Regions from separate parts of the Homo sapiens genome. Here all the other regions are linked to region 3. Evidence: chromatin loops called from intact Hi-C (ENCODE). Cell type or tissue: endothelial cell of umbilical vein. All regions are shown on one strand. Links, peaks and the distances in the headings refer to the core of each region. The heading gives the core; the rest is flanking DNA.

Region 1 (7,509 bases), core at 1,105-6,104, 380 kb after region 3:
TGATGATAAAATAACTAGGAAAGGAATTTTCAACAGAGTGAGATTTTTGTAAAAGAATATGGACGAGATAGGTCCATAAAAGATGAGACCCTCTCCCTGGCCTGGCTCGTGCTGAATCTGTCAGCAGCCACAGTGCGGTGCTCCGAGACACCTCACCCCGGAGCGCTTAGCCCCATTAGGAAGGGTGAGCAGGTGATCGGTTTTGTCGACAGCATTTAGAACCCTCATCTTTTAGAGAAACCCAGATGAAAACAGGGAGGGGTGCTGAAAGTGGCTGTGCTCTCCAGATGTAAGCGGGGGCGGCTAGCAGGGGCCGGAAGGGCCCCCGGCTTTCTAACTCATGGTCAAATGGCTATTTTTGTTCAGAGAGAGTTGAGGGGAAAAAAATGTCTTAGAACAAACGACAAAATATGGATAAGATGAACAAATTCACTTTTTATCTTAAATGAAGAGTGACTTACAAAGCCGGTTGACTTGGAGGCCACTTTCTCAAGGCCGAATACTCTCATTCAGCAATTTCAGAGGAACCCCTCCTCCCTGACCCACACAGACATTTTTTTTTTAATTTGGTTTAGAGAATATCAGGGGGTGGAAGAGGGGAGGTGTAGACAGGGACACCATTTTGGCCTTAGAGGCTCTTGGCTAGAATAGAAAAATCAAGGCAATCGGAACAATTAAGTCCTTGAAGTTTTTCTGATCACCTTCTGGGCGGATCTGGCCGTCCCAACATGCCGTCGCTGGCGGCGTTCATGTTATTTATCCCCAGTTCATTCTGCACAGGCTTTAGGGGGGCTTAGGAAGTGACACCGGCGCAGACAGATAAATTAGAAGTGGGCGAGAAAGATGAGAGGAAGGAAAACAAAGTCAGAGACAGGAGGGCTCCGGGCGGCAGGAGGTCGGTGCCCCGCCAAGCGAGCGGGAGAGCACTGAGCCTCCCAGACAGAGCAGAGGATACCCAGCCTGTTTTCCTTGCATGAGCTCAGCCTGCAAGCTCCTCATCCCCGGAGGCCCCTCGGGGACCACTCTCTGACCACACCACGCTGCCTCTTGTGGAGCCCCATCTAAGTGTCTTCCTGCTGGCCAGGCGGCTACACCAGGGAGGACAGGAGCTGGGTCTTTGTCACCCCTCATTCCCCAGGGCCTGAGTGTTTGATTAGTACTTGATGAATAAATGAATGAATGAATGAATCAGCAGATGAGCAAATGAATGAACAGAGTCAGCTAAGAGAATTCACTTCTCCCCATCACCAGGCCAAGGAACAAGCTGGGAGAAGAAATCCATCTGTCTCTGCCCTGGCACAGCTGGCCCAGAGCCTGGCTGTGGTCACCCTCCGTCTTGTCAGAGGCATGTGGTGACAGTTTCAGCTTGTCTGTTCACTCGTCAATGCCACAAGCATTTGCAGGTCACCTACTCCCACAGTTTGAATCCCTGCTGTGCTGTGTGTCCTTGGCCAGGCTACTAAACCTCTCTGTGCCTTCATTCCCTTATCTGTAAAATAGGAATAATAGCAGTGCCTTCCTCTGAGGGACCCTGGGAGGGCTTGGGAGTTTACATCCGTGCAAATGTGCTGGATCTACGCCAGACACATAGTAAGCACAGGCTGGAGCTGACCACTGCTAGCGTTTCCACGACCCAGGCCCAACTGGGGGACACAAAGGTGAGTGGACAGGATCCTCCCTGAAGTAGCGCCTACAGCCAGTCCCAAACCAGGCCCAGTCCTTAGCCCCCATGGCAGGCTTATCTCTGCAAGCCCACTCAGATGTCCCTGGCCCCTCCACCAAGGAGCAGCCCTAGTCATGCTCCGTCAAGAAGGCGCGAGTGTAACGCAGCACTGGCCGCAGCCGCTGTTGCTGTGTAGGCATGGTTGCTGCTGCCTTCTGACCGCCGTGTGTTCTGGTCCCGGGGAAGGCCACCTGCCTCCCACCCGTGTGCCTTTGCCCAGGCAGTTCCCCCTGCCTGGGTCTCCCTTTCCTTGGCCATCTTCGCAGCCATCTGCAAAGTGGACCCAAGGAAGCCCGCTTCCCCGCCCCATCCCTCCTTCAGAGCCAGCCGGGCTCGGGCAGCCAGGAGCTCGGGGCTGAGGCAGAGTGTGAGACCCTGAGAGTCGGGTGGGGGGAAGGGGTCTCTGGAGGAGCCTCCAGAAGAGGCAGAGGAGGAGAAGAAAGAGATGGGGAGGAGGGAGAGGAAGGAGAGAAGAGAAGGAGAGGGCTCAGAGGAAGAGGATGAGACAGAAGGAGGGGAGAAGGGGCAGAGGCAGTCGGCTCCGAGGGGTGGGCGGAAGGGCACCTCCCAAGGGCCGCCCCCGCTCTGTGTGCCCTGGGTAAATGTTTGTTAAGTGGATCGAACTGAACTGTATCAATAGAGAACACAGGGCATACAGCCTGGAAGCTTCCGAGAGGCCCGAGGCTGTGCGGCTCATCTTTAAGGGGTTCGTCGCATGCATAAGTGGCACCTCTTTACTCCAGCATGAGGGCTGTCCGCTGCCCTGCCCAGTCTCACCCTCTCTTGGGGGCCTGCTGTGCCCCACAAGCTGCAGGGCCTAGTCCTCGCCTCACCATCCAGTGCTTGGGAGGGGTGGGTACGCAGAAGGGGTGGACGGGGCGTGGAGACTCAGGAGCTGCAGAGAAGGGGGCTGGGGGAGAGGGGAGCAGGGGGTGGCCGGGGAGGCACCAGGAACCCCAGGTTTCCACTTGGGTCGTGGGGTAGGGACCGATGCTGGAGGAGCCAGGTAGGGGTGGTCAAGAGAGTGGGAGATTTTAATTGTGAATTGAGGTTTCCAGAGGGACAGGCGGTTGGAAGAGGAATTATTGAATGGAATATTCCAGAAGGGAAACATAGGGGAGAGGCTGACATGTTGCAGCCATGGAGAGGGAGGGAGGAAGATGTTCCGTCCATGGAGAGGGAAGGAGGAAGGTCTTTTCAGAGATGAAGTGACCTCGAGAGATATCACTGTCCCTGCAGACTCAGGCAGGGGCAGGTGGGGGTTGAGCCTGTATCCACACCGTCCATGACAAGAGCAGAGCCAGGCAGGGGCAGGCTCCAGCTTGTCCACTGGGAGAGGACGCCGCCTCCATGAAAGAGCCGCAGCGGAAGTCTCTGAAGTGGCAGGGAGGGTGGGCAGCCCTCTCAGGGAGAGCTATGTGTCATTCGATCAGTGATTCACTCGTTTACTCATTCAGCACGCACTTCCTGAGTGCTCAGCATGTGCCCAGCAAGGCCCTGGGCACTCGGCAATGACCGCACAGACCTCAGCCACCCCAGCCTCACTTTCTGCCGGTGGAGACAGACCTCAAACAAGGCGAGCGAGCTAGTATTAGAGGAATGTGCTCAGGGGAAGGTGCAGTTTCAGGCCCAGGGAGCAGACCCGAAGAAGAACGCCCAGGCGCCAGCGAGCGCAAGGGCCCTGGGGCAAGAGTGTGGCCGGCGTGTTTGCAGAGTACATGGGAAGTGCGTGTGGCTGTGGTGGAGTGAGAGGTGGCGAGTGGTAGGAAATGAGCTCAGGGAGGCACAGGGACTGGAGGGCGCCAGGGCTTCAGAGGTTTTGGCAGGGACTCATGTTTGGCCGGGTGACCCAGGAGCCCTTGGCGGGCTGTGGACAGAGGAGGGCTTGGTGCAGCTCATGCCTGTGCTGGATTCCTCCAGCCGCTAGGTCGAGATGAATGGGAAGGCACAGCACGCGTGGAAGCACGGGGCCAGGTGGGAGCTGCCCCAGCCATCCACGGAGGCCATTTGGTGTGGCTGGAACCTGCTAGTCTCAGAGGGCAGGTCTCACAGGCCTTCTTCACAGGTTGGCTGTGGGGTGTTGGGGAAGGGGAGGAGTCAAAGAGGACCCCCACTTTGGCTGCAGGAGATGGGGCTGGCTGCAGGACAGCAGCCGCAGGGAGGACTGGGGACTCAGCCTGGGGCAGGGGCATGTTGAGGATGCCCATTAGACATCCCAGTGAAGGTATGGAGAGGATTTTTGGATGGCAGTGTTCGGGGTTCAAGGCAGAGGTCCTGGCTGCCAACATAAATTCAGGACTCATCAGAGCATGAGTGGAATTTACAGCCATGGACAGGATGAGATCACCAAGAGTGATCCCAGATACTTGTCACTGTCTCTTCTCAATTAATGGCAGCTTCTTTGGGGGCAGGACCACTTTTTGCTTTCTCTATGCTCTTGGCCCCAGCCCGGCGCCGGGCAGGGACTGAGGAGGCCCCTGGCCCCAGCTAGCGTGATGAATGACTGGCTCTGGAGACTAGTAGGTCAAAAAGTAATTGGGTCTCAGCTCGCTGCGGAACATCACAGCCAGACACCTCGCCTCGCACCCTCTCGTACCTCCGCTTCCAGGCCATTCACCTCCCCATTGGACCCAAACCACCTTTATCACCAGAACTGACACTAAGGAAGGGAGCCATGTGAGGTGCGTGATTATAGAGTTCAAGGAATTGATTGTTTTTCTGGTGCAGTTGTCTAAGTTAATAAATGTTAAGCAGATCTATTTTTGAAAGGAGGCACTTGACTCCATCCCTATGGTGACAATATTTCCCAAACCCGGGGCCAAAGACACCACCTGACACGCGGGCTGATGGATGGCCGAGGGACGTGGCAGCGTATTTGCAGCCGGGGCTGTCTGGTCTCGCCGCTCATTTATTCCTCCCGCATGCCAGGCAGGATATTAAGAACTCGCAGGCTTCTGTTATCTCCAAGCATGTCCGCACTTGTAATGGGTTGACTTCAGTAAACCTATTTGGGAGGATATTATCTCTGGCTTGTATTACGGTGATGGGAAGGAGCGGGGGCTCTAGGAAACGAATATGCTACTTTGACTAGGTTTTTCAATTTTCTGCCCATCATCTGCTGCCAGAAGGAAACAGCTTCCCATGGAAGGTGAGGTCGCTGCCGAGGAGGTCGGTGCAGCGAGGCGGGTAAGCCCGCCCGGGCTGGGCGCCAGTCCCAGCGCTGCCACTTCATAATCATCACAGTGAGCTCTAATGGAGCACTTAAAAGGTGCCAGGCCTCATGCCAAGCGTCTTCTATGAGCCACCTCATCAAGACCTCCCGAATTCCCTGGGAAACAGGCACCATCGTTATCACAACTTTGCAGGTGAAGCAGCTGGGTCTCAGAGACGCCGAGCCACTTGCCCAGAGAAACACAGCAAGTAAAAAAACAGAGGCATCACAGCAAAACTTTATCCAGCACTCCCTCTGTCCCCAGTGTGTACTAATCCATTCATTCATCACGTCCATCTTTAAAGCGGGCTACTGCGAGCGCTGCAGGGTAAGAACCACGTGATGACCAGCCCGTATGATGATTCCCATGTGCAGGTGAGGAAACTGAGGCACAGGATGTGCAACTAGCTCTCCCAAAGCCATGTAGCCAACAAGCCATCGCACTCAGCAGCCTGAGGGCTCAGGGTGCAGGGAATTCATGCTGTGGCCTCCACCACCTCCATCCCCTCCCTTCCTGAGGTCAGTTGGGCAAAGGCGCAGGGGATGCTGCAGAGGTCACTCTCCCTCAAGGCTTCAACACACCCCCTCACCCTGAGCAGCTGCCCAAGAGGAGACTTGGGGGCAACGCTTTGCTGCAGGAAGGTGGACACTGTTCACCCAGCCCCAGAGTGTCCTCTGTCTGTGCTGCAGATGGACAATACACCTAGAGAGTGTGTCAGATGGTGATAAGGGCTCAGGAGAAAACCAAAGCTAGGGAGGGGAGGGGGCCAGTCCATGCGGTATGGACAATTTAAAGCAGGGACCAGCCAAGTGCGGTGGCTCACACTTGTAATCCCAGCACTTTGGGAGGCCGAGGCAGGAGGATCAGTTGAGCTCAGGAGTTTGAGACCAGCCTGGGAAACATCACAAGAACCTGTCTCTAGAAAAAATTGAAAACTTAGCCAGGCATGGTGGTGCACGTCTCTAGTCCCAGCTACCTGGGAGTCTGAGGTAGGAGGACTGCTTGAGCCCAGGAGGTCAAGGCTGCAGTGAGCCAAGATGGTTCCACTGCACTCCAGCCTGAGCGATAGAGCGAGACCCTGTCTCAAAAAAGAAAGAAAGAAAGTAGGCGGTCAAGGGAGGTCAGGCCCTAGAGGAGATGAATTGTTCAATTCAGGGTCTCGGGAGTTCCCTTTAGGATTCTCCTTCCCTCATCCGCTCTCCCGTCAACACCAGAGCTAGGGTCCATCTCCGAGGTGCATCCTTTGTCCCACACAGCTCAGGCCACCTTTCACTCTCAGCCTCCCACCTGCAGCACCTCCTGGAGGGCTCCCTCCCTTCGTGACGGATGCTCAGACGCGATTTCCCACTTCCCAGCTTGAGACTCTTCCAGAGCAACTCGCCTCCTGTAGGACACAGATAAAAGTCATCCCCTCGGCCGGGCGCGGTGGCTCATGTCTGTAATCCCAGCAATTTGGGAGGCCAAGCTGGGCAGATCACCTGAGGTCGGGAGTTCAAGACCAGCCTAACCAACATGGAGAAACCCCGTCTCTACTAAAAGTATAAAATTAGCCGGGCATGGTGGCGCATGCCTCTAATCGCAGCTACTAAGGAGGCTAAGGCAGGAGAATCAGTTGAACCCCGGAAGGCGGAGGTTGCGGTGAGCCGAGATCGCCCCATTGTGCTCCAGCCTGGGCAACAACAACGAAACTCCATCAAAAAAAAGAAAGAAGGAAAGAAGGAAAGAAGGAAAGAAAGAAAGAAGGAAGGAAGGAAAGAAAGAAAGAAAAAGAAAGAAAGAAAGAAAGAAAGAAAGAAAGAAAGAAAGAAAGAAAGAGAGAGAGAGAGAGAAAGGAAGGAAGGAAGGAAGGAAGGAAGGAAGGAAGGAAGGAAGGAAGGAAGGAAGGAAGGAAAGGGAGGGGATGAAAGGGGAGGGGAGGGGAGGGGAGGGGAGGGGAAGGGAAGGGAAGGAAGGAAAGAAAGAAAAGAAGTCATCTCCTCAAGCTTGAGGCTCTGCTCTAACTCAGGGTGGGGAACTAAGCTGGGAAGGCTGAGGGCAGTGACCAGCCCGGTGGGGTGATCCCACCTTCTGTACCTAGCAGTTGTGTGACCTCAGATGGATGATTTAACCTCTCTGCACTGTTGGGCTACCTGTCTGTAAAAGGGGAAAATAATCCTTCCCCTCATGTACCTCTCTGTGAAGCCCACCACCCCGTGTGGGAGGAGGTCCTCATCCTGGTTCAGCAGGGCTTGGGTCCCCATTCCGCCAAATGTGTGTGTTGTGCCGTGGGTGCGCCCTGCTGTCCGGTGAGGTTCAGTCATTTGCCGAGGGCATGCGACCTGTGAGCACTAAGCAAGCCAAGCCTGGGAGTCTCAGTTTTCCCGCAATCCCCCAACCACTTCCCCAGGTGAGCAAACCAAAGGCGTAAACCGAGGCAGAGCCACCTTCCTGGCAGAAGGAAAGGTCTAGAACAAGGAATAAAATCTCCATCACGCAGTTTTTAAGATTCACTGAACCTTCTTGCAGCAAAAGCAGCTTACTTTCAAATTAGTCAGCCAGAGTGTGAGTCATTCCTTTGCAAACTCTTGTGCAGAG
Region 2 (7,509 bases), core at 1,276-6,275, 410 kb after region 3:
GCAATGCCTGCCTGGATGGCTGCTGATCTTCACCCAGAAAGCCAAGGCTGTTGAGATAACAGTACCAACTCAAAGAGAAAGGAAAGCACGGGATCGCTGTAGCAAGGGGCCAGGCAGCATTCTAGTCCTTGGATGGGGATCCATGGGGGAGGTGTCCCTGGGCACAGCACATTCCTTCCCTGTGCAATGGAAATCCCTGCCCCCAGGTGAACACAGTGGGAAGGGCTGGAGAGTGGAGAGCAGGGACTCGGCCAGGCTGGCTCTGACCCACTCAGTCCTCTCTCACCTGCTCTGTCTGTCTGGATCCCATTGAGTGCTCAAGTCACTAAAGCACTACCGTTTACAGTCATTTGCTAAATGGATGGTCCACACCTGGGCAGTTTGTCCCAAACCCTGAGGCAGGGTTCATCCTGCTGTTCCTGAACAAGAACTTCCAAGGCTGGTCTGGGGGAATAGAATCTTCTAAAGTTTTCCAGGTGATTTTCCACAGTCAATGAGAAGACCTGGGTAAGGGTCCATGAGCCTACACGCTACCAAAAGCGCCTGGGAAAGCGCAAGGGGGAAAGCCCAGGTGTTAGGTTCCGAAGGCGCTGGGGAAGCCAGGCTGCCCCGAGAACGTCCCCCTCTGAGAGATTTTAGGTGAGTCACCTCTCTGGGACTTCAAGAGCCAGCCCAGTAGCACCCTCCTCTGGGATGGAACCATTGGTCTTTCTCCCGCCTTCCTTCTGTCTTTGCCCCGACACTGCCACCAAGGCACTCGGCACAGTGAGTGTTGCTTCCCATGGAGTGTGAGCCACCGACTGCCACCACCACCAGCTCATGCCTCTTCTGTGCCAGATGAGTCAACTGCCTTAAGTAATTCTCACAGCAACCACCTGCCATTCTGCCCACTTTCCTGGTCAGTAAACAGTGCCTCACACAGAGTTGCAGCCTGGCTGAGTTGCAGCTCAGCTCCACAGACTCAGAAGCAAGTCAGCTTTTGATCACGGAACCTCCTGGAAGGCAGAGTCCCCGGACTTCGCCCTCCCGCCCTCCCTCTCTTCCTCTTGCAAACAGTTGTTCAAGGTCTGCTGTGTGCCAGGCATTGTCCCGGATGCCAGGGCTGTGAAGACACATCAGAACGGCCTGCCAGGGGAGACAGATGCTGGGGCAAATGCTCCCAGGGCAGGGTGGCAGGAGCTGGAACCGAAGGGAATTCAGGATGCCATTTAGACTACAGGGTCACAAGGAGGAAAAGGATGTCTCTTTGGGGGTGGGGTATGGAGAGACGCCACAGACAAGGCAGAAAGTCTTTGTTTTCCTGGGGCCCCCAGCACACAGCAGGAATGGCTAAAAGCCTAGAGGACACAGCAGAGCTTCCAGCCTGTTTCTTGCTCGTCTCAGTCATTGAAACTCCTCAATTTCATGATTGTACCAGCCCACATCTGTTTATGCGCTCATCGGAATCCGCGCTGACAATGTATTTGTTTAATTTCCAGCAAGAAGGGGAAGATTTGTCAGGGTCAGGGATACGTCTTGCATAAAACATTCTGATTAAACTCTGTTGGCCAGAGAATTACTTTCCCATCATACTTAGAGAAATCTAGTTGTTTCCTAATTGGAGTCGCTGCCTCGCCAGCGTGTTCACCATTTACAGTTCACTCTCTGCCAGATGTTGCTTGATTGTAAATTCCTCCCCAGAAGGGGGCCCCAGGTGTCTTGGGAGAGGTGCTAACTGGCACAGGCCATGGGAGGCCTCTGCATGCTGAGCTGGAGGAGAGCCAGTGTCCTAACTGGAGGCCGGGAAGAGAACGTCCTTGTCTACAGTGGCCGAGGGGGGTGGTTATTAAAAAACATGGGACCAGGGCCAGGTGCGGTGGCTCATGCCTGTAACCCCAGCACTTTGGGAGGCCGAGGCTGGTGGATCACAAGGTCAGGAGTTCGAGACCAGCCTGGCCAGTATGGTGAAACCCTGTCTCTACTAAAAACACAAAAAAATTAGCCGGGCATAGTGGCACACACCTGTAATCCCAGCTACTCAGGAGGCTGAGGCAGGAGAATCGCTTGAACAAGGGAGGTGGAGGTTGCAGTGAGCCGAGATCAAGCCACTGCACTCCAGCCTGGGTGACAGAGCAAGGCTCTGTCTCAAAAAAACTAAAACAAAAAAACCATGGAACCAGCAGAGTGTCTCAGCATCATCAGCTGTCTGATAGGTGAGAGCCCACTTGGAGCCAGAGATGGGGAGGGCTATTGTGCTAGCTTGCTGAGGGCTGAGTCGGTCCTTGGCCTTGACAGAAGGGGCCGGCAGAGGGGCACTGCAGGAAGCCAGCAAGCAGGAGGCCTCACTCAGCCTTGGATGGGGCAGAGAGATCGCCAAGAAGGCGCAGTAAGGAGCTGTCTGCCTCCCGAGAGGGTTTTGGGTGAGGACAGACTTTGAGTCTGTCTTGAGGAGAGTGGGGGGGAAGCAGGAGGAAGAATGGGGAGCCACCACTTACTCTATGTCTATTGAATGCCAATTCTTCATATATGTAGCAGTCCTGCTAAGTAGTGGTTATTACGCCTATTTTTCAGATATGGAAGCTGAGGCTCGCAGAAGTATAGTGGCTCATCTGGAGTCACAGCCAGAAAACAGAGGCACAGGAATGTGAACACAGGACCCAGGATCAGTATACCTGGAGCCTGGCCCACCGCACACAGTAAAAACCACAGGAGGGCAGAGGAGGGGGAGGTCACCACAACCCTTGGTGCACGACCACCCACAGGAATACAGAGGTCTCTTTTCACTGTGCTGGCATGGCTCATGATCAGTCAGTATACAGGAGACACAGACCCTCCCACAGTGCCCCTTCCACGTTCACAGCAGACATTGCTAATCAATCACAGCATGCCTCCAAGCACCAACACCAACAATCAGGGTTGGTAGACTGGATGGACCAATTCGCCATCCTGGGCTAGTTCTTTGATTTTAGTGGCTGAACTGTTCAATGCAGCAGCCACGAGCCACATATCGTTACGGGGTGCCTAAAATGGAACTCACATCTAAAGTGCATTTAAGTACAAACAGCATGTTGGATTTCGAGACACAGTCTAACAAAAAAAAAGTAAAGTATCTAATAAATGTCGTGTTGATTACATGCCAAGATGATACTATTTTGGATATACCGAGTTAAAGAAAATATAACACTAATTTCACTTTTCTTGTGTACTTTTTAGAAATGTGGCTTACGTTCGGTTTCCGTTGGACAGCGCTGGTCTCGAGTTCAAGCTGTGCCAACAGCGCCCCTGGTGGCCGAAGTGGGTAAATTCATCTGACCAAGGGCCTGTTTTTCTACTGGAGACCCTGCGCAGGTTACTCCACGGTTCTGCACCTGTTTCCTCATCTGTGAAATGGGGACAATAATAGTTCCTATCTCATAGATTGCAATTCAGGAATAGATGAGTTAAAATATGGAAAGTATGTGAAGCAGCACCTGGCACCGTAATAAACGCTGAGTGACAGTTGGCTATGTTTTTATTATAGCATCTTGTTGACTGGGAGGTAGATTGCAGGCCCTTTTCTCTCCTGGGCCTCCCGATCTTGGCCCCACTCCAGAGCAGCCTCCACTCCCCAGGAGAGATAGGAGCTGACGTCCATCAGGAAGAGCACAGCTTCCTGCTGTGTACACCGGAAGAGGCCCCACCAGGCCAAAGCCATGAAGCCATCACTGGAGCCACTTCCTGTGTCTCACTAATAAGCTTCCCCATCACCCCTCACTGGGGTTCTGGTTCCTACCTGAGCTCTTGAACCCTGAGCCCAGTTCAAATCTCTGGAGTCCTCAAAGCCCCCGACACTCTTGCTGTTCCCTGACTCTCCCCACAGCATGGTTGCTGACACTGATCCTTCCAGGAAGCTGCTTAACTCAGTCCCATTTCCCAACAAGCTCTGAGAGTCATTAAAAATAATAATAGATGTGCCTTTGCAGATATAAAGCAAGAATGGCTAGTTGTGGCATTTCTGCAAAGCTTAAAAAACACAGAAAAATTATTTTTAAAAAAGGAGGGGGGAAAGGCTTTTGTAATTCCACCACCAAGAGTCAGCCACTACTTACTATCTTCCTAGCTCCCTTTCTAGAGCAGTGCTGTCCAATAAAAATGTAAAGTGAGGCCGGGTGCAGTGGCTCACACCTGTAATCCCAGCGCTTTGGGAGGCCGAGGTGGGAAGATCACCTGAGGTCAAGAGTTCGAGACCAGCCTGGCCAACATGGCGAAACCCTGTCTCTACCAAAAATACAAAAATTAGCCGGGTGTGGTGGCATGTGCCTAGAATCCCAGCGACTCAGGAGGCTGAGGCAGAAGAATCGCTTGAACCTTGGAGGCGGAGGTTGCAGTGAGCCGAGATCACGCCACTGCACTCCATTCAGCCTGGGCAAAAAAAAAAAAAAAAAAATGTAAAGTGAGCCACATAAGTAATTTCACAATTTCTAGCAACATGTTTTGAAAAGTAAATTTCACCTGGCTCTTAACCAGGTGAAATTAATTTTAACAATATATTTTATTTAACCCAATGTATTCAAAATATTATCATCTCAATGTGTAATCGATGTAGAAATCTTCACGAGATCGTTTACATTCTCCTTTTGTACTAAGTCTCTGAAGTCCCGTATGCTGCTTGCACTCACAGCACCTTTCGATTTGGTCAAACTGCATTTCAAGTGTTCAGTACCCATGTGGCTCATGGCTGCTATATCAGAGAGTGCAGGTCTAGGGTGCTTTTTAAAGCAAATGGGCGAGTGTTGAGTGTGACAATGTTGGACTGTCAAGGCCTGTAGAGTTTGGGACCCTGCTAGTCCACACTTGCCCCTGAGCCTTGCAATAATGAAATCCCTTCCTTCCTCAGGGCCAGCTGCTCCATGCACACCATATAGAATCTATACACTCTTTCCCAAGAGCTCCATGCACTATTAGGTGGGGAATCATTGGATGTCAGGAAAAGAAAGGGCAAGATAGCTCCATGGTGCCCTGGGTCGACGATGGAGAAGCATGCCTCTGAGAGCCCTCCAAGGTTAAGAAACAGGGAGTCCCCAGCACCCCTCAATCATCCTCATTCACATTGCTACTGCCCCGTTTTCCACACTTCAGTTTCCTCGGATTTCGTACTCCAGGCAGAAGCTCCAAGACGCCTAGTACTTCAGGTTTGACATCCTGCCAGCTTGGGCTCCAAGCAATGGGCTCCCCGTACATTGCGAACCGCGTGTCTCCCAAGATGAAAGACTGTAAAAAAAAGATAAAAATAGTTCCCGGGAAAGGGACTGCTTCAGCTGGCCCAGTTTGTAGAGTCCCTGTTTCATCTCTGATGTGAATAATTCATCTCTTCTAAAGTGCTGCTGTTAAGTTAGGAGCATCATTATTGCATTTTTTTTGATGAGGCACTTCTTAAAAAATCATAAACACCCAGCACATTAAGAGGAGAGCCTGAAGTACGTCATTTAGAGCCATTTGCTCAGGCAGAACCCAGCGCTTGTGATCCGTGCCGTCAGCTTGTTCCCTAAGCTGACATATCAAAGCTGCCTTTGGTTTCCTCCTTTGCTTAGACTAGGGAGTATGACCTTGCTTCTTTTGAAGAGTTTGCAGAGGTGGCCCTGGAGAAGGAAACAGTCCGGCCTGGGAAGCAGGCGGCCGGAGGGCTGGCCCTTGCTCTCTTTGGCCTCTTCTCAATTACCTTGTGAAGACAAGCACAAGTAAACAACTCTGGAGTGAGGCCAGCTCAGTATACATTCTTGAAGAAGCCGAAGGGCACTGCGATATGAATAATAATATGAGTAACAGTGACTCATGCCACCATTAATTGATCACTTACTACATGCCAGGCCGCCCACACTAAGAGCTCTAGATGCATTATCTCATTTCATCCATGCAACGCTATGAAGAGGGACACTCCTATTATACCCATTTCACAGATGAGGGCACTGAGGCACGGAGGGCAGGGATGAGTCATTTGCAGGGCTGTCTGCTCCTGTCCTTCTCCACCTCTCTCAGTGGGGAGGGACACTCCCCTCCAATTGCTGATAGTCCCTGGAATCCCAGCTGAGCCCAGAGCAGGTCTGCAAAGAGGTCACTGAACTCCGTGATAGTAAGGTCAAGGCCACCCTGAAACCAGCCATCTCCTACAGAGCCAGGCTGCCCTCCCCTTGCACACAGGCTGCCTGGGCTTAAGTTCCGCCAACAGACTTGGAGCAGGAGGGCTGCGGGCTGCCCTTTGTATGCACATGCGTCTCCAAACCAGCCTTTTTACAAAATGTATTTTAGTTGTGGGATCCTTTATTCCCGTGAATTCTTATCCAGAAGCCCAAAATGTAGAATAGATTTTCAGGGAGTTTCCCTGGTTGAAGGGAGGCATGGGGGACCCAGAGACCCCTAGAACAGCCCTCTCAGCACCCTGGACCTGGGTGAACCAATGCTCTGAGTGACTTCTTTGTTTGACGAGACGGGTCAACTGAGTCCCGGGGAGGGCAGCCACAGGGCTAACATTTACTGCGCACTTGCCGCGAGCCTCACTGTGCGGAAGCTCTCTCGTTCTCTCCGGTTACCCCGAAGCCTCAGGCTCCCCTAGTTCACCAAGCCCAGGTTTCTGGGAGTGAACCTGGTCCCGCTGCCTGCTCCACACCTTGTACATCTTTGTCTCAGGTCTCGAGGGACAGGATTGAGGTGGCCCTGTCCCTTCTGTCCCCTCCATCCCCAATGACAACTGATGGGTTCCAGGTTTTCTGTTTCCCTTTAGCAGGAAAATGGAGCCCAGAGATTTGGTCTGGCTTCCCACGTGAAAAGTCCACCTGCTACTTGGCCGGTGTAGGTGTGGGCTGACCAGGTGCCTCCTGGCCTCTGGGGCCTCCTTTCTGGCACAGTAGAGCCGGGGTGGAGGGCGGCCCCACGGGGACAAGGCTTGGCAGAGCCAGAGGTGAAGTGGCCGGCATGGCAGCTATCCACAGCTGGGCCCAGGCCTGCCCCAGTGGTAGACACAGGGGCCCAGCTCAGGCCCCATAAGGAGGAAACTAGAAACAATTTTCCTCACCTCGCACAAATCCCATCCCAAATTCCCACCCACCAGCTTAGAGGGAGCGGAGGCCTGAGCTCATCTTCTCACGTGGAGCTCGGGCATGGTGCTGGGGCCCCAAGGCCCCGGAATCCCTGTCTGGGCCTCTGATCCCTGTCTTCAGAAGGTGGCGAGCCACCCTTCCGGCCTTAGGCCTGCTGACATGGGACCCAGTGTCTGTTTGTCCAAGTTCAAGGATTATGAAATGTGGGTTATTGCCCTGCTCTGCTGATACTGGCTCTGTGGGGCCTCCATCCCAACCCCCTGATCGCAGAAGCCCCAAGCTTTCTGGAGACGCTTGGCCTCGTTTTATTCTCCCAAGAAGACCCTGCGGTGGGCAGAGCAAGACTTTTAGCCCCATCTCCCTAGCGGGAGAACTGAGGAGTCACGGCAGTGCCCTGGCCCCAGCTAGCAGAAGTCTGGCAAGCTCCAGGGATTTCGAATCCTCTTGGGAATTCTCG
Region 3 (7,509 bases), core at 1,670-6,669:
GGAGGGGGTTTTATTCTGCCTCTGCCGCCACCCCCACCCACCCTCAGAAGGGCACCAGCTTTTCCAATCTGTGAACCCCAAAGAACTGCAGGGCAGGGACCCCTGGGGACCCCTCAACCCCCCTCACCCCCGCAGCCTTCAGTACCTCCCGCCGGCATTCCTCTACCCCCTCTCCATGTCCACCCAGCCTGGCCCCAAGGGCGGATTTCTTCTGGCTCTGGGCTCTATTCTCGGGAGGGGGGCACTGGGGTGGGGGCGCCCAGATTTGGAGTGGCAGCACCCCCTCCGCCTCCACCTCGGGCTGTGGGACCGCAGGCAGGTGGCTTCTCTGGCCTGCGTTTACTTTTTTTTGGCTGAAAAGGGGAAAGGTGGAACCACTGGCTGGCTGCCAGGAAAGGGCATTGGGGGAGATAAGGGGTGTAAAGGCCTTGACGAACGGGGTCCTCTTGGCCAGGAAGCATCTTGGGGCTGCACTGGGCACACGGCATTTTCCCCAACCCAGAGGTGGGCGCCCAGTGCCAGTAACTGGTCCAGGCTTCTAAAGGTCCCATTCCTTTGTCTCTGCAGCCTGGTGCGCCCTGCCAGGCAGTTGCGGGGAGGTGGTGGTCTCTCTGTGGGGTCATAGTTCAGAGCACGCGTGCTCGGAGACATAGTTAAATAGAAGCTGAATGCGTGAAATATGAATACATCCTCACGGTCCTCGTCTCGTTATAGGTTACAAAGTGCCGGGAGCCGTGCAGGGCCAGTGAACCCCTCGCTGAGACTCAGTTTGCTGCCATCACAAGTGCTCTGAGAATCCTGGAGAGGGAGGATATTGGAGACAAACGGGACTGCTGCCCGCCTTTTAGGCGACCGTTGGAGGCTGCTCTGTGCCGGACACAGGCAGGGTAGGTGGAAACCCCGCAGCAGTTCCAAGTTTTGGGGTTTTCGGGGGAAACCCATGAAGTTACCCCTCCATGGAAGGGGTGGTCTGCACCCGTTCTTTTCCCCAAGCGGGGGGAAGAGACAGCCTTAGTACAGGCCGGGCTTGCCCCCTCACCGGGGCTGTCTGTGCAGCTGTCACCCTCCTTCCTCCTGGACCTGCCAGGAAAATGTCAGCCCCGCGAGGGAAATGGCAAAGGGAAGATGACAGCAGACGAGAGAAACAACAGCCCCACCTGACACAGCCAGGACCCTGCGGAGAGGCGGCAGGAGCCCCCACTTCCTCGGGACTCAGCCTCTGCACCCCGGGACTGCCCATGGCCCCTCTGAGGGCTCTCCTCACTCCTTCCTCCCTCATTAGGGAAGAGGCCAGTACCCAGCAGCCATGGCCCAAGCGCAGGTGGTCTGTTCTGTGCACCCAGCATCCCCCTAGGGTCTAAACCAGGTATGGGGCTGAAATGGGAGAGGCAGAGAAGGTTGGCAGAGAGGCCTGGGGTGACGGAGGAGGAGTGGGCTGCTGGGCTCTGTTCCGGGCATGCTTTGGTGTCTCTCTCTCAAGAACCCAGATCCTATTATGAGGACACGGAAGCCCAGAGGGTTCAAGTGACAGCCCCAAGGTCACAGGCATGGGCGAGCTGGGCTAGTGGCTCCGGTGTGTTGGAGCATGAGGCTCTGGCAGCATTGATGCCACCTTTGCCCCCACACCCATCCTCAGGGTTAGTGCCCAAGTTGGGGGTGAAACCTGGCCAGCTTCAGTCCACTGACTTTTCAGCATCCCTTCCTGAGGCTTAGAAACTTCTTTGTCTTTTGGAAAACAAACTCTTTCTGTGCAAGAAACTCCACTCAATTCTTGGGCAGTGTGACCCCAGTCTTTTTAGTCAGAAGTGTCACTTCCTCTGCTACCCACCAAAGAGGGGGTGTGGCCAGCCGAACAGTCCCCAAACCAGGGGTGGTACCCCCTGCGCCTCAATAAGAAAATGAGTGTGGCCAGGAGGGGAACTGGATGAGAGTGAGAAATCACCCATCTGTGAGAAGAGAGGCCTCATCACCGGGGAGAGAGCGCAGAGTCAGCTTCAGTAGTGACTGGGACAGAGAGAGAGTCCTGTGGCTGTGTGATATCAGACAAAGTCACCCAGGGACAGCTGCACAGGTGTCAGTTGCTTTGGTCTTACAAAGAACCAGAAGAAAGCTATGCTTCAAAGAGAACTGGGTCCACTCTGATCCCAAGCCTTTCTTCTAGCCCAGGTCCTGATACAGCACCCACCCACCACCAACGTCCAGGGCTCCTTGCCATCCCTACCAGCACGTGCTTCTGCTGCCCAACTCCCTCGACTCTTTCCTACCCATCCAGGGTCCCTGGCCTCTGCTCAGGCACAGAGAATGCCCCCATTCCTCAAATGCATGTCAGTGTGTGTGCACGTGTACATGACAGGGCACGTGTGGTCATTTAGAGATGTGCACATTCCTTAACCCATTGAAAGTCTTGGCATGGGTTGTGGCCTCGCAGGAGAGCTGTGAGTTCATGGCAAAGGGGGAGATGGGGTGGAGCTACCAGGGTGAAAGTGGCAACGGGCCACAAAGCCCTTTGCTGGGATTTTTGGCTCAGACAAACTCAGGGAAGGCTACTCTGTGGGGCCTGCCAGTCCTGGGACCCCCCACTGTACCTCAAGCCCACCTGGGTCACAGCACTGATGGCTGACCAGTGTTCCTTGGTCCCATGTATCCTGCCCTGTGACCCCGAGCTCATTTGCCTAAGATGCATTGAGGATTACCAATCCCAGTGCCCTCCAATTCTCCCTCTCCACTCATCCCAGGCGCCAGGCTCTGTGCCAAGCCCAGGTCATGTTCCCAGTTTTGAACACAACTCTGTGGCCCTGACTTGAATTTCTACCTCTGTATCCTCCCATCAAGTCTGTGGCCCACTCCTCTCCCTTACAGCTCCCACAGCTCAGAAGTCAGCGGAGCAGAGTCCCCAGGAAACCAGGGTCAGGGATGGAGGCTGCTGAGGAGCGGGTCTGGGTGAGGACCAGCTTGTGACCTGTAGCTCCGGGGACCAGAGTGTGAACGATTTTGGCATAGATGCTGCTCTGAGCTTCCTAAGAGCAAAAACGGGCTGTTGCTGTTTGCGGTTCTTGTTCTGTTTGGGGGATGCCATCAGGTGCTGGGGGCGTATCAGGAGGGCACAGCCCCAGAGCCAGCAGTGTGTGGGGGGCTGGACCATCAGGCCAGGTCCCCGGGCCAGGGTGAGGTCTGGGCTGCAGGTGCACAGCGACCTCAGGATTGGTGGGGGTCCTCCCCAACCATGGATCACTGAGGGGGAGCCCCAGTTTAACGTGAACCTAACAGGCATTTAACTCTCATCCTGCCTAGGAGGTGGAGGCCAGATACAAGAAAACCACAGTACCAGTAAATGACAAAGGCTGGATCTTAACCCAAGTCCTCCGACTCTGAAGGCCATACCCAACAGGTCCCATTTTATTTGTTTTACTTTTTTTTAATTGAAGAAAAAAAAACTAGCATTCCCCTACAGTGCCCCCCACCTGGTGGGGACATCTTGGGTTGGCAAGGCCACCACTTTCAAGAGTAGAAGTGTTTTTCAGCAGGAGGAGTTGGCTGCACCAAAGGAGCTCAGGAGAAGCTGGAGTCTCAGGCCCAGCAGGAACAGCCAGAGGTTTTGCAGCTTTGCCCAGCGGCTGGGTTCGCCGAAGGGTCTCCCTGGGGGTTCCCAGCATGAGCCGAAGCCACCCTCCCCTGTGGGATCTGTGAGGCCAGGCATTGGGCCTCTTTAGGCCTCAGTTTCCTCCCCTGTCATAGGCAACTGACAGTCCCTCTGGAGCGCCACTGGGGCTGCAGAGGGAGGCCGGAGAGATGGTGCCCCCCCTCCTCCCCGCCACCCCCACACACAGCCCTCAGCAGGATGGTGGCTGCCTGGCCGATTGCTTTTGCATTTGCAGCAGAGCGGGGGAGTGAGGCCAAGCTGAGTGCCCCCTCCCCCTGCCCAGCCAGCTCAGACCCAGGCGGTGGAGCAGGAAGGCTCTGGGGAAAACAGTGTGAGTCACCGGGCGGCCAGAGTGTGTCCTTCCCTGCTAGCGCACTACACGGCAGGTTTCATAGGTAATGATGTCATTTATGAGGCTCCCGCTTGGGGCTGTGTCTGAGTCAGCCTGGCTGTGTCGTGACCAAGCGGAGGCTGGCAGCAGCGAGGCGTGGGCACGGGCTCTGCCGCCGGGCTCTGGCCTCTGCCCCCTCGTGGGGCCCAGGCTGCCAGCCCCAGGCCTGGAACGGGCAGGCAGTGGGGCTGGGGGAGCCGTTTGAGACCTCGGATTGATGAAGAAGCATGCATTTTCGTGACCCTGGCTCCTGCCTTGGAACGGGGGGCTCGCATGCAGTGGAGGGGGACCCAGGAGTGAGCCCCGACTTCAGGAGGTTGCTCCCTGCAAAGTGCTTGTTGGGCGAAGGCCAGTGACATTCTGTGCGAATCCCTGCTGAAGGCAGATGGCCTCCGTTGTTAAACCTCCCGCTTAACAAACATCATCTCCGAACATACAGACACACAAACATATTTACATTTTTATAATGTGTATTTATTATTCAAATAGCTTGACAGCAAAGTGTTTGAAAACGAAGAGCAGGAATTCCGCGGTTCCTGCCCGGCCTCGCCATCCAGCTGGGAGAAGAGCATGGTCATTTCCTTCACTTAGTCCACGGCCACTCGGCGCTCATCCCCAGCACAGCCCTCCCCAGGCTGCGGCAAAGACTGTTGCTGTCCTGCTGAGGGATGTGCCCCCGGGGATTCAATCGAGATTCTGTAAGATGTGGGGGATGTGGCGGGGTGGGGGGTGGCTTCTCCACATCCCCAGGGCTCTCCTTCTTCCCCAGTGAGGTGGGAGAAGCCGCAGATTGGGGTCTGCTGAGGAGCGGGCCTACATGAGGCCCAGGTCGTGACCCATGGCTCCGGGGACCAGAAGGTAAACAGTTTCGGCACAGGGTGCTCCCACTAGGTCATAGGTGGATTCAGCCTTCTCTGAGAACCGAGAAGATTCTGGAGTCTTTTGAAGCAGGAAAGGAGATCAGAGGAGGAGATGGTGGCAAAGCGGGGACTGAGACTCTTGAAATGTGTTTATCCCAGGCAGAGCAGCCGCTGAAAGGGGAGATGGAGAGAGAATGTCAAAAGCAGCACTGGGTGTTTTCCTGGGGTCTCTCCACAGTGCCCCATCATTTCCGAATCACCAGGCCCGCTGGCACAGGGGTCTGCAGCCCAACCTCGCAGAATGACCCCCTCTCTGCAGGCGGGCATCACCCTGACAGCCCCCTCCCAGGACAGAAAACCTATAGACACCTGGCTGCTGGGTGTCAGGCCACCCGCCCGTTTCTCTTCCTTTCCTTCCAGCCTTTCCTCTCCCAACCAGCCCCCTCCCCACCCGGTCCCCCTTCTATTTTTCCTGGCTAAAACCAGCCACAGATACCACCACACCCGGAAAGAGATAAATAAATAAAAGAAAAACAACCTCAACTGTGAAAAGCAGTCCAAATCTGAATTTTTTCCGGCCTGAGTTAATTACACTTTAAATTGGCATGTTTACTGATCGGGGAATTTCAAGTTAACAGAGACAGCGCCCCCTCCCCAACTGTTTGTACAGTAGAACTCAGCAGGCTGGCGGGCTCCCCCAGGCCTTGGCAGGTCCTGCCGCTCCCCTGCCAACGAGAGAGCATAACAGAAACATCTATTTTTGAGTGTTAGAGAAAACGAAGATCTCACAGATGGCGGGAAGCAGCATTCTGGATGGTTTCCTGCACCCAGGCTCTGTGCACCTTCTCAGCAGCCTCTTGCCCCAGGAAAGACCAGGGCCTTTGGCCTCTCGGGACCCTGCAAGCTAGCTGCCTTGCACAGGGGGCTGTCTGCCTATCCCATCGTCGAGGGCCGAGCCTGGTCGAGGCTCCCCATGCTGTAGCACTGTCCAGTTGGCTCTGACCCCTTCTCCTTGGAGCAAGGCTGTGTGGGGTGCGGAGGGGGCTCTGGGCAGGAAGCAGGAGTCCCTGATGCATTCATTCACTCAGCACACACCAATGGAGCGAGGAGCTACACCAAATAAAGTGGTGGCCTGATCTCTGCCTTCTCAAGACCGACCCTAATAATGGGCCTGGGTCTCCCCTAGACCCCATGTACCTTGGAAAAATCCCATCCCTGCTCCAGGCCCAAATAGAGGCAACCAGTGGATCTTCTGATGGATGCAAACCCAAGGAATGCCTCCGGGGACAGGCCAGACCCCCAGCTCACAGCCACATCTCTCCTGGCAGAAGTGGCCTGATGTGGCCACCCCCGCCCCAGGCCTTGGTTCATGGTCGGGATCAACCGCAGGCTCTGCCGTGGGATGTCCACACCCTCAGGACCCGCCGGGTGCCCTGTGCTGCCCACAGAGGAGAGACAAGGCCAACAAGCATCACTGAGCACTTTCTCTGGACTCAGTCCTGTGCTAGGTACAGGGATGCCATTGTGCACAAGTCAGAAACAGCCGCGGCCCCAGCAGAGCCTGCAGTCTGGGTAGGGAGATACTTGCTGATCTAAGAATCAGAGCAGTGGATATCTGACTGCAAATTGAGACTGCCTGTGAAGGATGAATCAGGGAAGGCTTCCTGGAGGAGGTGGCCTCCCAGAGCTCAGCTTGTCCTTCCTTGAGGTCCTTTCCATTCCCAGTCCCCCTCTGGTCACTCACTTGGCCCAGGGCCTAGGGCCTTCGGGCAGGCAGTGCAGCTGCACAGGCAGGTGCTGTACCTGCTCCCCTGCACGCTGCTGGGATAACGGGAAAATGATGAATGAGGCCCCATCATGCCCTGCTTCCCGGCCCTCAAGCCCATTCCCATCCATGACAAATTGTCCCTCTACCTCCACAGGGTCTTTTCAGCAGCCTCGCCTGGGAAGCCTTGGCAGCACTTGGTGGAGATTTATGCCCATCTTCCCCAGATTCTTCTTTGTTTTTCTGCTTCTTTATTCCCTCAAAATATGCTTTTATTTATTCATTCCACAAACGTTCTCTGAGTGCCTCCCGTGTGCTTCCTCCTGGTGATAGAGAGATCGGGTTCAGTACACCCTCCTGTGTTGAACACCTGCTTTGCACTGGTGTCTATGGTCAGATTTCATCCAAGGAGACAGGCATGAACTAAGCACCTACTATGAGCCAGCACTGCCGAGCCAAGGGCCCTGGCTTCTAAAAGCTCTGCCACAGGGTGGCCGAAACCCCAGCCCCTTGGGTATTGAGGTCCTGGCTTGGTGATTTTGCAGCCCTTCTTGGTCTGGGTCGCCTCAATTTTTACAAAGAAGGAAGCCGCTCGTTCATCAGAGGTGGGTCTTGACCCCAGAGTCTCAACCCCAAAGCTGGGGAGACAGTGCTCAGAACAAAAGCCACAGCAATGCACCCTGCCCTCTGTGGACCTCAGTTTTCTTACCTGTCCAAGGGTGTGAGCAGAGAGGCAGGACAAGAAGGGAGCAGCCCTGACATTTGGGGGTTCTCTGAATCCTTGAGGACCCCTGACGACCGTGAGCTCCGTGGGTCTCCAGGACTGCACCAGCCAACGTGTCTGTGCAGAGTG
Region 4 (7,509 bases), core at 1,199-6,198, 160 kb before region 3:
AGAGAAACTGCAGAATGATGTGCAACATCTGGAGATTCTAGAGGTGAAACATCTGTATCTGTGGGCTGGCTGGCCCCTGGTCCCTAAATCCACGTGTTCTTTCTGAAGCTGGCTCCGCAGATGCCAGCAAGCAGCTGAGAAGACACGCAGTGTGCGGCTTCTCAAAATCCAAGATGGGACCGAGATATTCTCCCGGGGAGATGCACAAGCTCCCAACACCAAGCCCCCCAAAGCTTTCATCTTTACCATGTCCTTCCCTCCACTTAGGCTCCTCTGTGGATCTTACCATCTTGCCCCGAAAGACTTAACACTGCTGGGGGAGGATGGTCAGCACAAACACTACCCTTTGCTTGGAAGTGTGCCCTTTCAATAGTTCAAAGGGTATCTTTCAAGGGGCCGAGCTCTCAGAGTACAAGGCAGGGCCATGCACACACTGCGGTGGCCCCAGTTGTTTGCATAACACCTGCGGCAAGAGCTCTGCAGGTCGGCACCCACCGAGGGAGAATTGCAGCTGACCCTGAACCTGGGCCAGCAGCGCCTGGCAGAAGGGCTGAGGTCACAGACACTGCCTTCTTCCTGATAAGTTTCTGAGAAACACAGGTATGTGATGGGATGAGTCTGCAGCAGGCTGGGCTTCCTGGTACAGCCAACAGGATGGAGCTGTCCCGCTCTCATCGTCAGAGGAGCTTCGTAGGTGCTGCTTGTTGAGATCATGGTGGTTTGATCCACAGGAAGGATGCAATGCATCTATTTGTACGAGTGTGTCTTCATTCATCCCTTTGTTCATTCAAGAAATATGCGGGGACCTTCCTGCCTGCTCCAGGGAATAAAAAATAAATGCGAAAATCTTCCTGCCCTCCTGGAACTCACAGTCTAAGGAAAGAGACATACTGGCAGGCCACCTGTTACAATGTAGCCCCTTTGTTTATTGATGGATTCATTCATTCATCAAGTACCTCTTGCAAGCTGTTTATGTGGTAGGTACCTGGGTGCTCACCAGGGATGAGTCCACAAGAAGCAGTTAGTTAAAATGTCAGACGTTGCCTGTTGAGTGGTGAGCAGACATAAACCTTTTGAACAATGTGAAAATAGCTCCTCAAGAATCATTTGTTGAGAAAAGACTCTTAGGCCTAAAAGGTTCATTTGAAACCTTATATTTGATAACCACATATCAGATGCAGCCAACAGTATTTGCTGCTTCTTGCATCCATTGATCACTCACTGGGCACCCAGTAGGCACCAGAGGAGTACAGGCATGACAGAGACACAGCCCCAACTTCCAACAGCTCGTGGGTGGTTTGGGAAGAAGAAAGGTCAGAGCCCAGCGTGAGACCCATCTCTCACCCACCTGATCAGCACACAGCAAGTGCCTGGACTTCTTCTGGGACTTCTGGGCTCTACCTGGAGTTCTCTGCCTCTTCAGGGACCACCCCATTTGCTTGATAATTGAGTGACTCCTGGTAGCCTCCCCCATCCCATTGCCTCACAGTACTTCTGAGGGCTGGAGACAGTTTCTTTCTACAGATGAGAGCACCAAGACCCTCTGAGGAACGGTCACCTTGAAGGAGTGGCCAGCCTCCTCTGAGACCGGGGTGGCAGGAGGCACGCTTGGAGACCCACTTTCACTGGGTGGCCTGGTCCTTAGGACCAGCCCATTTCTGCCCTTTGAACATCAGCAGATTCATTTTAGGGCACTTGGTCCTTGGGGTTGGCTCTTGCTGCAAAGGCACCATTTTCTCCATTTAGAAACTTGGTCCTTTTGGAAGCTGGAACATATCATTAATTTATTCATTAGTTTTAAAGATTTCAAAACAGACTTTCTCAGTGAAAAAAAATGTGGAGACATGTAATCCCAGCACTTTGGGAGGCCGAGGAGGGCGGATCACGAGGTCAGGAGATCGAGACCACCCTGGCTAACATGGTGAAACTCCGTCTCTACTAAAAAAAAAGACAAAATATTAGCTGGGCGTGGTGGCTGGTGCCTGTAGTCCCAGCTACTTGGGAGGCTGAGGCAGGAGAATGGTGTGAACCCGGGAGGCAGAGCTTGCATTGAGCCAAGATCGCGCCACTGCACTCCAGCCTGGAAAAAAAAAAATGTGGAGGCAGAGGAGGGCCCTGCAGGAAGCTGGAGCTTTGTCCTGTGGAGGATGGGCGCTGAGTGTCCAGGCTGGGGCCTTAGCACTTGCAGGAGGCGGCGGCGGCGTTGGACATGTGTTCCTGCCTGGCAGAGACCTGGGGACACGGAGCTGAGGGGTCCAGGCAGGGGTGGCCAGTGCTCTGAAATCAGCCAAGTTTGCCTAAAAAGAAACCGAGGAGTGTGGAAGTTAGGACTTGTGTCTCCTCCAGATACCACCTGGGAAGGAGGCCAGGGGAGGCGGAGTCCCCTTACCTGACAGCTGCTTTGTGAGACTAGGCACTGTGTGCCCATGGGCATGGATGGGGCTGGCCGGTGGAGAGGGCATCTGGAGCAGGCCACAGCACCCATGAGGTCTTGGGAGCAGGACACACTGGGCCAGAGTGGGTGGGAGGGAGACCACGCAAAGGTTCTGCTCAGCCAACCCCGCAGCGAGTGTTTCTGTACAACAGAGAGGCTGTTTTAATTCAGACTCTAAGAAGGATGGACTCTGCCCATCACAGGGGGACTCGGACCCCTTCTTGGGGACCCCATGCTGAGTCCGCAGCCCCCAAGACCAGCATCAAGTCCTCAGGGCCTGGCACTCACCTACCACCAGCAGTGGGAAGGAGCTGCAGAATTCAGTGACAGGTCACACATCCACTGCTTACCTGCCTGGGCTGAGACCAATGCCTTTGGGATGCACCCTGGGAGGGCCTGAGGACAAAGGCAGAAGATAAGGTCCACCATCAGCGATGGAGGCAGGCAAGGATCTGGCACACTCCACAACTTCCTCCTGCCCTGCTGGTAACGGGCCCTCAGAGGCACCTGAATGAGGGAAGGTGGGCCTGGCATGTGTGCCAGGACCCTGGGAGGCCGTCCAGTAGACGGAGGCCATGAATGCGACTGCAGCTGAACTTTGAGCCGATAGGCACATTCTTTTGAGTTAACAACCCCAGTGGGGTGTTTTCATCTGCGGGACCCCGGGCAGTGGGCTGTGCAAGCCCAGCTGCTAGAGTCCATCTGAAGTGGGGAGCTGGCAGAGGCAGCCCGAGATGGACAGACCCCATCACCTGAGATGGGCGTCCCTCAGGGGAGCAAGGCACAGCCCTGTGCCTGGGAAAGAGAAAATCCACCGGGAACCTGGAGGAGAGACAGTGCTGTTGTTGTCAGGCTCAGCAAATAAAAACACAGAACACTCTGTTACATTGGAATTTCAGACCAACAATAAATAACGTCTTCATATAAGCGTATCTCAAATGTTGCATCTTTGTCAGACATTCCAACGTAACTGGGCATTGTTTTTCTTTTTTTTCAGATATTTCATCCGGAAATTGTGTAAGGAAGACGAGTTCTGACAATGCTATGAGGCTGCCGTTTGGGGGGATTCTGTGGTGGGAGGACAGCCCTGCCCGACCTCCTGAGGGCCCCCCACCCATCACCATGGCCCTGAGAGGACCTCTGTAACTTCCGCTCACAAGCACTTTTCTCTCCCAGGCCCACTCTCTTGACCAAAATAGAGACTCTTGAAAATGCGTCTGGCAGGGACAGGGGGATGGGTATTGGCCCAGCCCCTCGCTTTCCTGGCCTGAGTCCTCATTGGCCCAGAAAGGACTCGTTCTTCTCTTTCCTTTCCTCCCAAGAACGGGAAAGCCCGGGTGGCTGGCTCCAGCAGCAGGACACGCAGCTCAATCCTGCAGAAGCTTTGAGGATCCCCTCTGTAGGGGGTTCTGAGGGTACATTCAGGGCAGCTCCCAGACCCTGCTGATCAGGTCTTAAAGTCCAAAACTCATGAGATGTCTGATTGCGAGGGTCCTCAGCCCTGCCAACCCAGATGCTGCAGCTGAGGTCTGGAACCAAGGGGTGACCTGGCAGAGGCCACCAGGAGCTGGTGGCAGGCAGGAGGCATCTCCGGGTGGGCGCATCGGATGGGCTGGTCCTTCCTCTTTAAGATCCCTGGCAGTTGGTTTAGTCAAAAGGGGCTGGTTCTCCCCTCCAGAAGCCTGGGCGAGGTGGCCCACCTGGAAGGGACAGGCACCATCCTGGTGGGTCTGGAGGTCTTAGGTCAGAAAATCTGCTGTTTTCTTGGAGGGGGGCTGGAGGACAGAGCCCCTGCACAGAGGGGGCCCATGGCCTTGGTCCTTCCGGGGCCCTATCTGTGGTTCGCTGTCCACTCCAGCCCCAGGCCCTTGGGCACTGAGGATGGCCACTGGGGGGCAGTGCGAGCCAGGAGACCTGGCAGGGATCCACTGGAGCTCCCTGCCCAGCGGGCCCTGCCCAGGAGGAAGCGGCCCAGGGTGGTGAGGGGCCCTGGCAGGCACCCCCGCCTCTCCTGCCTGAGGCGGTTTGGGGACCAAGGCCCTGCTTGGGTACTGAGCTTTTCCCTGATGTCTGTGATCACAGCCCTGGCCATACACAATCACGCACACACACACACGTAAGCACACACATGAACACACGTACACGCTCATAAACATCCACACTCAAGTGCACACACGCAAACACATGTACATGTACACGCAGAGACAGTCATACTCACACATGTACACAGACGTGCACTCACACGCGTTTATAAGTCACACACAACCCACAGAGACATGTTCCCACACACACGCACCCTATTTTGCACATACGGCACACACACAGGCCCAGGAGGGTGGCAGAGGCACCAAATGCCCTCTCGGAATGCAGGGACCTTGAATTTTCCATTTGTTTCTCCCTTGCCGGCAGCCTAGCTGGGAGCTGGGCTCAGACCCTGCTGCTTGAAGCAGGGTGAGCCCCTGTTAGGTCCCCACCGCCAGGCTGGGCCTTCCTCAGAAGCCCCTTCTGCTGCCAAGCAGACCCCCGGGTCCCTGGGCTCACTGCCCTCCCTCTGACCTTGTACCCCAGCTGGGCCGTGTCCTCTGCGAGGCTGGACCCCGCGTCCCTTAGGAGCCCACCCTAGAGGGGGATTCTCTGCTCTCCCGCAGCCCCACTGTGCGGCGTGATCGCACTGGGTGGTCGTGTCCTCTTCTGCGCAGGGACTCCTCACTAGGCTGGAGTCTGAGAAAGGCCCCCCACCCCCGCTGCTCCCCCACTTCCCTCTCTCTTCCGCCATTGTCCTTAGCTGTCTTCTTGCAGCTGCCATCCTCCCTCTGTCTTACAAAGGGAAACCTGGGCCCCCAGCACAGGGAGTGGCTCGCGCAGGGTCACACGCAAGTCAGGAGTGTCTTTTCACAGCTGTCCGAATGCAGGGGGAGCTGCTCCCCTCAGGGACCTTGGTGAGCCCACCCCTGTCGGGTGGGCGATGAGAACCGATGCCCTGAAGTCCCTCCCCCACCGACTCTAGACCACCCTATTTTCATCTGGCTCTGTGAATATGGAAACAACACAGCCCCCAGCTCCCACTCCCTTCCTCTCTCTGCAAACAAGCATTTCCTCACCCCTAAGTGCCATGTCTGCCTGAAAGGTCATGGCTCCTCGAGACCTCCCTACTCTGCTCCCCCAGGGGACCGTCTCTCCTACCCCCTGGACATACAGCCCTTGGCTGTGGGTGCAGAGCCCTTGGCTGCGCTTTCCTTGTTGGGTTTTCTGCTGGTGCGGTGAAGGAGGGCCACCCGACTCCCTCACCTCAAAGAGGGGGACGTGGGAGGCCCCAGCAGAGGGTACATCTGCAGCAGGCAGGGTGTGTGGTGGGGCTCTGGGGCTCTGGGGCTCTGGGGCTGTGGGGCCATGGGGCTGTGGGCTGTGGCTGTGGGCCGTGGTCTGGCCTCACCACTTGCTGTGAACAGGTTCCAGCCCACAGCCTTTTTTCATGGAAGAAATTCTCTGGCTAAATCCAATTCTCCCAGTTGCCAGACAAGCCTGCCACAATCCCATATCCTGTTCTAGGGACGTTTGTTTAGCTTTGTGCACAGACAAAATCGGTGAGAGTTTCTACATACAGAGTGTGCCTTAACGGGCTTGCATTTGAGGCTGGGGTCTGTGTGGGTGAGGGCGGAAGGTGGGCCTTGCTTCCGACCCTCCGCTGTGTGGCCTTGGGGAGTCGCCATCCCCCAGTCTCCACTCCTCCTCTGCTGTAAAACGAGGACAATGGGGCCCAACCTTTGGGGTTGCTGTGAGGATCCCTTTATACACCCGGCAAGGGGCCCCTTTCAACAGTTCCCCCAGAATGGGGATTGAAATCCTGAGGGATTCCCGTTGCCATCAGCATAAGAGGCCTCATCTTCCCCACCGTCTCCGAGGGCCCTGGATTATTAAGAGAGTAACCAAAACTGAGGTTTTCATTCCCCATGCTCCTCTGAGCTCCTCGGTCCCGAGATGCTGTTGAGGCCATGTTTTCAGTTCCCCAGGCCTCCGGCTGGCAGGAGCCTCCCCTTGGCTCTGATCCTGTGCCATCAATCTTGCTCACCAAGACTCAGCCCCCGTCTGGGTGGGCTTAGGGAGGCGGGAGGCCTGGTGGCTTGGCACGTGGAGGGGGCCGCAGAGGCGCATGCAGGAGGCCCTGGCCTTCCTGGGGAAACGCCTGCCAGCACCTTTTGCAAACAGCCCGCCGGGGCAGGAGCAAGAATGCGCGGGAAGGAGCAGTGTGGGGAGGAATGGTGCGGGGTGGAGTGGTCTGTGCCGTGGGCCCTTGGGGCCTGAGGAAGGGCAGGTTTTCAGGAAGCCCCTGAGGCCCAGGGTGCACTGTGCACCCTCATTTTGCCACACGTCTCCTCTTGGCCTTTGCAAACTCTGCTCTCCAGCTGCCAACATTTTTTGACAGCGAGGCACCGCTTTAACCAGACCCCAGCTCCTGGGCCTGAGAGCACTGCTTTACGCGGGCTAAGCACAGGCCCGGCGCCGAGAGAAAACACATTCATGAAAGCATCCACATTAATCATGGGCGATGGCACAGAAAGGAACCGAGGCTAGCACTAGACAGCACTGTGTGTGGGGGCACTTGTGTGTTCATGTGTGTGTGCGTGCTTACATGTGAGCGTGTGTGTGTGCACTTACAAGAATGTGTGTACGGATGTATGCACGTGACCGTGTGTGTGTGTGCGAGTGCATATGCTCACGTCTGTGTGTGCGTGACTGTGTGCGTACCTGCCTGTGGGGGGGCACATGTGTGGGCATGTGTATGTGGGCATGTGTATGCAGGCATTCATGTGTGTGCACTGTGCTTGAACGCTGGCAACATGTCACCAAGAATTCTGCTAGGCAAGGAGAAAGAGGCCCGATGGGCTGTCCCAAGCTTTGTTTTGAAAGGCCCTTTTCCTCTCCTCCTCACAAACCAAGTCATGCCTCTCTGACTTTGCCATTTCCCTTGGCCCTGGCGGCGGTGTTTGCCAGCTCCGCAGGGAGGTCTGGTGGTCTGGTTGTGGGGTGGTGTTTCCCACATTGTTGAAAGGTTTGGTGGGCAAAAGCATCCAGTT

Evidence for each region. Hi-C counts contacts between places; a loop is a spot of excess contacts. Peaks named below come from ENCODE experiments on the same cell type or tissue, not always from the same donor. Only the 100,000 strongest peaks of a DNase experiment are listed, where the experiment ranks them.
Region 1: a loop joins it to region 3, with 4 times the contacts of the local background. A loop is called at or near these places in 2 of 110 quality-filtered maps.
Region 2: a loop joins it to region 3, with 4 times the contacts of the local background. A loop is called at or near these places in 3 of 110 quality-filtered maps.
Region 4: it touches region 3 in a loop (6-fold over the local background); 5 of 110 quality-filtered maps call a loop at or near these places.

Annotation. Positions count from the first base shown.
Region 1 is chr14:100,689,012-100,696,520 of GRCh38, reverse strand. It overlaps LOC124903385 (a long non-coding RNA gene), which reads right to left and starts at 7,190. Exons shown (of 3, transcript XR_007064339.1): 1 at 7,105-7,190; 2 at 6,223-6,319; 3 at 4,641-4,727. RefSeq lists enhancers at 1,392-2,332, 2,807-4,006, 3,496-4,264, 6,768-7,509. In endothelial cell of umbilical vein, for the core only: no CTCF peak of the experiment used is centred there; a DNase peak (open chromatin) is centred at 3,170; H3K27ac peaks cover 1,893 bases.
Region 2 is chr14:100,659,219-100,666,727 of GRCh38, reverse strand. The region is part of intron 1 of LINC00523 (long intergenic non-protein coding RNA 523); the gene reads right to left. Among named protein-coding and RNA genes, the nearest start is that of LINC00523, 5.7 kb to the right of the region's middle. RefSeq lists enhancers at 1-130, 5,007-6,206. In endothelial cell of umbilical vein, for the core only: a CTCF peak has its summit at 3,264; a DNase peak (open chromatin) is centred at 3,237.
Region 3 is chr14:101,069,912-101,077,420 of GRCh38, reverse strand. It overlaps MEG9 (maternally expressed 9), which reads right to left. Exons shown (of 2, transcript NR_047664.1): 1 at 7,366-7,509; 2 at 4,484-6,979. It overlaps LOC105370670 (a long non-coding RNA gene), which reads left to right. Exons shown (of 5, transcript NR_188195.1): 2 at 715-887; 3 at 2,860-2,940; 4 at 3,292-4,035; 5 at 4,521-5,443. Among named protein-coding and RNA genes, the nearest start is that of MEG9, 3.8 kb to the right of the region's middle. RefSeq lists an enhancer at 212-869. In endothelial cell of umbilical vein, for the core only: no CTCF peak of the experiment used is centred there; a DNase peak (open chromatin) is centred at 3,990; H3K27ac peaks cover 2,462 bases.
Region 4 is chr14:101,232,233-101,239,741 of GRCh38, reverse strand. No RefSeq gene overlaps it. Among named protein-coding and RNA genes, the nearest start is that of LINC02285, 120 kb to the right of the region's middle. RefSeq lists enhancers at 3,093-3,716, 6,701-7,347. In endothelial cell of umbilical vein, for the core only: a CTCF peak has its summit at 4,308 (motif pointing right); a DNase peak (open chromatin) is centred at 4,361.